Linked DNA regions of Homo sapiens: region 2 is linked to region 1. The links are chromatin loops, found by intact Hi-C in ENCODE. Cell type or tissue: PC-3. All regions are shown on one strand. Links, peaks and the distances in the headings refer to the core of each region. The heading gives the core; the rest is flanking DNA. Region 1 overlaps SRPK2 (SRSF protein kinase 2). Region 2 overlaps KMT2E (lysine methyltransferase 2E (inactive)).

Region 1 (4,403 bases), core at 198-4,197:
GGAGAAGATGTTTATGAAAAGAGGGATCTCAAATTATATCTGGGTAAAAATTGAGAGGAAATAAATGGAGTTATTTTGGTTTATCTGTGGATACTAGGGCTGTAAAGAATTAGTTTGTTTATAGCCCTGTGATTTACAGATAATGAACAAATATTATTTTGGTAATCCGAAGAAAAATAAATACTACTTTTCAAGCAGAAAAATCACCAGTTGTATGTTAATTTTGGAAAGTTGGCTCTGTTAAAAAGGAAGATGGGTTGAGTGGGGAGAGGGATGTGGCGCCACAGATAGATGGCAAAGGATATGGTTAGGACTGTTGTGGACAGGGGGTTATATAAGGGAGACACCACAGAAAAAAGCAGCATCTTGTTTCAGGGATGGAAATTGAGGCAGTAGTGACAGAATGCTCCGTGATGCTGACCTTGGCAAATAGGTATGGTTGGGGCCAAAGTAGCATTTGGCGTTGGTGTGATATTGGTTTGAAATCCCAGAAAAAATGTACAGGCTTTCGTAAACCAGATCATCAGGCAGTGTAGATTCTTGTCTGGATTCAAGAAGGGCATGAGGACTGTTGTAGCTGGAGAAAGAATAAGATTGGTGAGAAAAGTGGGTATCACTCGCTCAAAGCCACAGGGTTTATAACTGATGGAGCTGGAACTTAAACCAAGCTCTCAACTTTTAAGACTATGCCTTTAACTACTACTCTGTACTTTTCAAATTCTAGTGACAGGAGTGAAATATTATTTAGTTAGTAAAGACAAGCGTATAATGGCAACAGCAGATACAAGTCCCTCATAATGACTTGACTTAGGATTTTTCAACTTTATGAAGGGTGTTTTGGATATTCCTCATCGTGAGTTGAGGAATATCCGTAATATGTTTTAGAGATTTTTGTCGAAAACTGGTGTGTGGGTTTAGTAAACCTTTTTATTAGACCAGTTAGCTCACATGAACTTTATTTTCTGATTCTGCCAAATAAATACTGCTAATATTTTTTGAAGTAATGATTTATAATTTATTTTTTCATTTTCTACTCTTATTTACCTCCAGTACCAAAAAATTATTGTATAGCTCTTCCTGCCCCTGACCCCACTTTTTGAAAGGATTAGACTATTGTAAAGGGAAACCTTTAAAACATTTTAAACAATTCAAGATGGCTTCTGAAACAAATGAGACACATCCTGGGATGACATCAAATCAGGGCTGGGGGTCTGGATGTCTTGATGGAAAAAAAAAATGGTTAAAGTGAGTCTTAGTGAAAACAATATAGTGACATTCAACTGGAGTGGTAAATGGTATGCTAGTTTTAGATTCTTTTGGTGGTTTGTTTCATATACTAATAAATGATTGAAAGACTTTGTTTTAGCTAAGTATGACAAGCTAGACTTTTTTTCTTAATGTTAGTTCTTTTACAATTTAAATTTGAGTTTTTGAACACTTGTATTAACTCTTTTTTTCTTTTTTGAGATGGAGTCTCGCTCTGTCGCCAGGCTGGAGTGCAGTGGTGCGATCTCAGCTCACTGCAACCTCTGCCTCCCAGGTTCAAGCGATTCTCCTGCCTCAGCTTCCTGAGTAACTGGGATACAGGTGTGCGCCACCACGCCCAGCTAATTTTTGTATTTTTAGTAGAGATGGGATTTTACCATGTTGGCCAGGCTGGTATCGATCTCTTGACCCTGTGATCTGCCCGCCTCCGCCTCCCGGTTACAGGTGTGAGCCACCACACCCGGCACAAGCTAGACTGTTAAAATCGTAAGTGGATCTAAGAATTAGGAAAAACAAAACTACTTATTCTGTATATAAAGTATTTATTTTATAGCCACATTTAAACTGCATTATTTTTCCCTATGTTTAGTTTTTTGCCTGCTTATTTTAAAAACATTAATCACTTGATTAAACCGTATTTCATTTTTTATGATTAAGTCAGATACTATTTGAGTTCTTAAACTTCTCCCTACTAAGTAGTGATGAATAGGCTATTTGGCTTACATGGCTCTAAGTCAGGTGTACACTGGTTAGGAATTTTTGCCTGTTCTTGCCACCAGTTTGTGGCTGAGTCATTAGCAAGATTCTTTACTCATGAACTCCTAATACATAGAAACATTATCTCCACTAAATAAACAGAATTTTGTGTGCTTTCACACGGTACCTACATATTTTGGGAAAATAAATGAGTAGGAAATATTACTCTTAAATACTGCAAATTTGAGTAACATTTTAAAAGTTTATGATCACTGTCAGATTATGAAATCAGAGTATTAGATTGTAGGCTTAAATAGTTTACCAAGCATTAGGCATATACTTTTTCACTTGTGATTTTTCATTCAACATCTGTTATTTAATGTCTAAGTAAGGAGCTCTACTAAGTACGTAGGGACTAAGGCTCAGTCTGTTCTTAGGCACATAGCTAACGTCATACTTAGTAAACAGGGAGTGGCTTCTAGCACTTAAAAGCCTGAAAGGATCTTGCATATAGGAGCAGAACCTAGTGAGTAAAACATAAGTCTTCTTGAAGATCATTAGTTTTAAAGGGAAGGGTGAAAAAAGTAATTCTGTTATAATGATACATAGGCCTGGCCTGAGTGGGGCTATTTAGTTTCTCCAGTGAAGAAGTCTCCGTATTCCTGTCCAGGGCGTAGACATGAGCCGGGGATATGTTCTGGGAGCAGAGTGGAGTAAGGAGACTAAGATCCTGGTCTGATTCTAACTGTTCATCATAAAGACTGTTTCTTAGCCCAGTACTATATATCCTTGTGCCTAGTGTCTCCAAAATGTTCCGTCTTCTGCCTTGGAAAAGATTGTGATCTGGTTACACTGGAGGTGTGGGAGTGTGGGAAGTATGCGCCGACCACTCCATCCAACGAAGCTATGTGTCTCCAGCATCATCCCCCAGAATGTCTCCCCCGCCCCTGGTTGTAGTGCTGAAGCTCTTGTGGTCCCAGGGTGGACTGTTTTCTGGTCAGTATCTATTTCTGCGGCCACTTTTGCTTATAGCTGCTTATGTTCTTTCTAGTTGTCATCTCTTCTCTATTCTCATTATTTTTTTAAAAAAAATTGTTGAATTTCTTGTTCCTTGATTTTTTTTCTTTTATTTGTTCTTTGGGGTTTTCTTCTTTTTCTTTTCAACTACGAAGGAGAAAAGAAAAATGAATAGGATTTATCAGTCATATTTAAGGTGTCACTCAGTCCCCAGTCATGCTTAAATTATAACTCCCTTAGGCATGCTTTTCTGAGTTGGAACTCTAAATACATTGTGGTATGATTATTTATATTTTAATAGAATTCACTAAAAATTAGTTTTACTTCACTTGTAGTAGGTGATTGAAAACTGATTCATGCAGTAACTTCTTAGGAAACATCATTTATTATAAGTGGAGGTCCTTTTCATTAAACCTTTTGGACCATTACAAATTCTTATTTCTATCTGCCTTTCTTTACCTACGTCTATTTGTATCTACTTTCCTTACTTGTGTTTGGACCATAAACTCACGTTAGTGCATTGCCAGTTGACACCCGTTAGAGATGGTAATGATTCCTTGGAGCATTGATTCTTAACCATGGGTGTGTATCAGTCACCTGGTGACATGCTCCCAGGCTACATTCCTGACCTACTGAGTCAGAAGAATCTCTTGATTCTCACTTTTGCATTTTGAAAAACTTCCACTTGTTTGTGCTGTATAGTTCTATTTGAGAACTATTGTGTTATAGCTTCCGAAAGAAATAGATTTAACTTTGTGTAGCATTTTATTTCCTAGCAAATTAACTTCAAATTCTTCACCCCAGGGTGTCAAAATCTGGTCTCAACCTTTCTCTAGCACTTCTGCCAATATTCTCCTTTGGGTACCTTGTGTGCCGGCAGAAGTGGATGAGCCCTTTCTTGCTGCCATACCTTCTCCTGCTCAGGCCATCATGTCCTCCTGCCTAGAACGCCCTTTCCTAGCTAGATCTATTGACACCTTTTTCTTCGTCATAGGCCTCTTCAATTTTCTCTCCTTTCTTTGAGAATTTTTAGGCACTCAGCCAGCTGGAGAGAACATGTATACCTTTCCACATGTTTTGTTTTTGCTATTGTATCCCCTGGGAATTATACAGGAGACTGGAAATTGGATACATTGAATATGCCTTGAGTTAATTAAAGAAGTAATGTTATCAAGCTACGTTCTGCCTTGTTTTATGCTCTAATTTTTATTTCTATCTGATCTATCTGTTAGATTCCTGGTACCATGAGAAAAGACTCATTTTTTTCTCATTTTAGCAGTAAAATAGTTTGAGCTTTGTAAGTATTTCTTGAACAAGTAAATAAGGAATATTCTCTATACTTGGGATAATCCTGCAGAATTTGGAACTGTGGGTTAGAATCACAAGATTCATGACACAAGGGAAGGAGAAAATCAGTTCTGAGA
Region 2 (4,403 bases), core at 240-4,239, 120 kb after region 1:
TAACTAAAAAGATCATTTTCCCAAACTGCGCTTTACCTGATGAACCTGGTTGGAGAGGAGGGATTAATTACTATGGTTATTTCTTTTCAAAAAATTTAAAATAAAAAATTTGGGGAAAGTACATTTTTCCAGAAGAAACAAACTTGTCTTGGCAAAAATCATTGTATGTGTAAAATAAAAAACTACCCACAGGTGGGCACCCAAGGAAGATATTTTTTGTAGTATGATTATCCTGGGTGTTGTAAGGTAAATATGAATTTATGCCAACAGAGTCTGACATAGTCCAATATTTTCTTGTTTGGGATACAAGAAATATTTTCTTGTTTTGGTCAGAGATAAAACTATATGATATAAACATTCAATTAAAAAATCAAACTCCCCTGTAAACACTACAGCTAATTTATAGTCAGAGCAAAATCCTGTATTTAGAGATGGTTCATAATCTTCTAGAGTTGATCAGGATCTTAAAAAATAATGTGGTCCAATACTGCTGAAGAAACCAAAGCCCATGTGTATTAAGTGACTCATTCAAAAGCAGAGCCATAATTACTATGCAGGTTATGCAGGTTTCCTGGTTTCTGTATTACTCTTCTTTCCAATTACTGCCGCTACATAAAGCAAAACTCTTCCTACATTACTACAGCTGGGTAAGAATAAAGCTTAAGCACTAAACATTTCCTAACAGCTTTAGACCTAGCTTTATCTTAAAATACACAAATATTTTGGAACATAAACGTGCCTGATTTTCTACATTTATTTTTAATTTCTTAAAGGTCATACATCATTCAGCTTTTCTAGTCACCATTACATACAGTACATTCTTTGACACAGCCATGTATATGGTACCTATTTAAAGACAAAATTTGCCTCCCATTTTATAGCTCTAACTGAAAAATAAGTTTTATTCTTTGAGGTAGTTAGAGCTGACTCTGGAGATAGAGAAATTAGGATTCCTAATTAACCCCTGCAGACTTTCCATAGCCCCTAACACCTGTGCTATATAATCTAAACTCGATAGATTTCCCATGAAATCTATACATTGTTTTTATGACATATGTCTTAGTTTATGGTTTTCCAAGAGTAAATACCAAGCATTGTAATTTCCTATAAGCAGTCTGCTTAATAATATCCCCATCACAAAGCAAGACTCCCATCTCCACAAAAAAATTTAGGCTGGGCGCAGTGGTTTATTATGCCTGTAATCCCAGCACTTTGGGAGGCCGAGGAGGGTGGATCATGAGGTCAAGAGATCAAGACCATCCTGGCCAACATGGTGAAACCCTGTCTTTACTAAAAAAACAAAAATTAGCCAGGTGTGGCACGCGCCTGTAGTCCCAGCTACTCAGGAGGTTGAGGCAGGAGAATCACTTAAACCAGGGAGGTGGAGGTTGCAGTAAGCTGAGATTGCGCCACTGCACTCCAGCCAGGTGACAAAGCAAGACTCTGTCTCAGGAAACAAACAAAAAAATTAGTGGAACATGGTAGCATGCACCTGTAGTTCTGGCTACTCCAGACACTGAGGCAGGAGGATTGCTTGAGTCCAGGAGTTGGAGGCTGCAGTAAGCTATTGGTCATACCACTGCACTCCAGTTTGGGCAACAGAGCGAGGCCCTGTCTTTATCTAAAAAAAAAAAAAAAAATAGGAAAAGGAAAGCCAGAGCCCACCTACAAAATCACCCTATTCTTCTTTGGTCTTGAAATAGAGAAATTAAATGATTCCTTGCTCAAAAAAACTTGTTACCCTTTTATATAACAAAGATAAACTTATAAATCTAAAAAGATGGGTAAGATTATTTGTTACTAATAAAAATCATTCCAAAATAACACGTATGGCTTGTGTGGTGTCTCCATTTCCTCTATCATGTGATGATGGAATTTATACTCATGGCACTCTTTATTATTTTGATACTCGTTTGTTATTTCCTCTACCCCATTCTCTACGAAAGCTTTTCCAGAGCAGTGACCTTTCCTTCTTTGCTCATCCGATATCTCAAATGGCAAGCACTCACATTGTTTTTAAATGAGTAAGAACCATGTGTACATTATGTCAAGCACGTATCACGTTACTTAAAGACATGTAACTAACTGGAAGCATTTCAACAATTTTGGAAATCTTGAATTTATTAGAAGGCAGTTAAAGCTGATTAACCTCATTTTGTTTGAACTGAGTACCTAATAAAAATAGGTGGCTGGGCACAGTGGCTCACGCGTGTAATCCCAGCACTTTGGGAGGCAGAGGTGGGTGGATCATCACAAGGTCAGGAGTTCAAGACCAGCCTGGCCAACATGGTGAAACCCCATCTCTACTAAAGATACAAAAAATTAGCCAGGCGTGGTGGTGGGCACCTGTAATCCCAGCTACTTGGGAGGCTGAGGCAGGAGAATCACTTGAACCCGGGAGGCAGAGGTTGCGGTGAGCCAAGATTGTGCCACTGCACTCCAGGCCTGGCAACGGAGTGTGACTCCGTCTCAAAAAAAATGAAAAAAATAATAAACAGGTTCCCTTTCACTAACACCACAATGTCATTAATTACTTATCTTTAGAAATAAAATTCCCAGTCTCTACAATTAGAGAAAACAGGACCTTACAAAAAAAATCAGCATCAACGGAGGACAGAACAGGGAGTTGGATAACATCTCAAATCCTGTCACCAGATGACTTTTCTGGCAACAAACTTATCCTATTTTATTATTAAAGCATTGCATATTCTAAAGTGATTTTCTAAATGAAGTCAGTCAAGTTTTCCTAGAGACATTTAGTAACAGCATGGATTCTGCAGTGTTTTCCCACAGAGTCTGTTCCACTGAATAACACTCTGTGGGGGTCAAAGGTGTTATCCACAAGAAACTGCAAGGGTATACAAGTTTAGGAAAATCTGACAATTGTGTCAAGTTTTTAAACACATGTACACTGGTAATCTGAAAAGGAAGAATATAGTATAGTGCTCATCACAGTAAACTGGTCACGGCTCTTTTTCACAAAGCATCTCAAATTATACTTGCGTGGAATACTTGATGTGAAGGATGAAAGCCGAGAAAATTGTGGGGAATCCTGCACAATTCAGGGCAAGGCCTCCAGATCATCCATTACCTGAACTACAGGGAAGCTTCATTCAGTTCACATTCATGGGCCTGTATCTGTCTGTCTATCTTTCCTCAAGTGGTTGTTATAAACATTCAGTTAGCTCATTTATTGATGGTCTACTTTTTTGCCCACCATTTTTTATTCCCCTAGGAGCTAGGGCTACAACAATGAATAAAACTGAAAGTTTTTTCCCTCATGAAGTTTATGTTGTGGTGGTATAAAAATTCCAGACTAGACTATAATACCTGCTTGACAAGTCCAGGAATCTCTTGCCTACGTGACTTCCTTGTCATACCCTTTCACCGTTTCTCAAATGTCCGTCCTTTTAAATATGAAGACCACACTGAATCATCTTCTGTGGACTCAATTTTAAGCAATCTGATAATATAGGCCATCAAATATTACCAAGATTGTATTCCCAAAGTACATTATGAGGGTTATGAAAAATTATTTTGGAAATATTTTAAAACTACAAAGGAGACAGTTTTCATGCCATTATAAATGGGGGAGGAAGTGTCTTTTTTTTTTTTTTTTTTTTTTTTGAGCCTTTCACTGTCACCCAGGCTGGAGTGCAGTGATGCCATCTTGGCTCACTGCAGCCTCCTCTTCTGGGTTCAAGTGGTTCTCATGCCTCAGCCTCCCAAGTAGCTGGGATTATAGGCATGTGCCACCATGCCTGGCTAATTTTTGTATTTTTAGTAGAGATGGAGTTTTGCCATGTCACCCAGTCTGGTCTCGAACTCGTGGACTCAAGTGATCCACCCACCTTGGCCTCCCAAAGTGCTGGGGTTGCAGGCGTGAGCCACCAAGCCCAGCAACAAGTCTCTTTTAGTATTTAAATCTTTCAGAAGTTTGCTGCTTTTAAAATGATCACTTTAAGCTACAGGTATACCCCCCAGTATCTAATCCCCTTCCACATGTACTGTTTATATGAGAAGATTACAGCCATCTAGCCCCACCTCCACAAATATACTAGGAGGACACTCAGTAGTGCCCTGGTTTTTGGAATCTAGTGAGTATAAACAGTCTACTGTATTTCAGTCTACTGGGCTTATGGTAAGATTTTCCTAACGTACAATAACCATGCAGTTCCACATAACTTAGCCACAAATTTGCTTTTGTAAAAGCAGGTAACGACTTCTTAAGGATAAAAAAGACAAAATATCATGGATGGAAAAAGAAAATGTTCATAAAAGAAAAATCCAAAAGGCCAAAAGGGGTAGAGGTAATGGAACTGGAAATGAAAAGGCCTTCCATCTTGGCCACATAAATATTCTTTCATGAAATCTTCATCCCTGAGTATTTTGTGTGACCTATA

Evidence for each region. Peaks named below come from ENCODE experiments on the same cell type or tissue, not always from the same donor. Only the 100,000 strongest peaks of a DNase experiment are listed, where the experiment ranks them.
Region 2: it touches region 1 in a loop (3-fold over the local background); 1 of 110 quality-filtered maps calls a loop at or near these places.

The regions. Positions count from the first base shown.
Region 1 is chr7:105,217,586-105,221,988 of GRCh38, reverse strand. All of the region lies in intron 2 of SRPK2 (SRSF protein kinase 2), which reads left to right. Among named protein-coding and RNA genes, the nearest start is that of SRPK2, 170 kb to the left of the region's middle. In PC-3, for the core only: no CTCF peak of the experiment used is centred there; DNase peaks (open chromatin) are centred at 2,038, 2,388 and 3,568; H3K4me3 peaks cover 2,088 bases; H3K27ac peaks cover 3,890 bases.
Region 2 is chr7:105,095,472-105,099,874 of GRCh38, reverse strand. All of the region lies in intron 15 of KMT2E (lysine methyltransferase 2E (inactive)), which reads right to left. Among named protein-coding and RNA genes, the nearest start is that of KMT2E, 83 kb to the right of the region's middle. In PC-3, for the core only: no CTCF peak of the experiment used is centred there; DNase peaks (open chromatin) are centred at 554, 2,014 and 3,374; H3K27ac peaks cover 3,935 bases.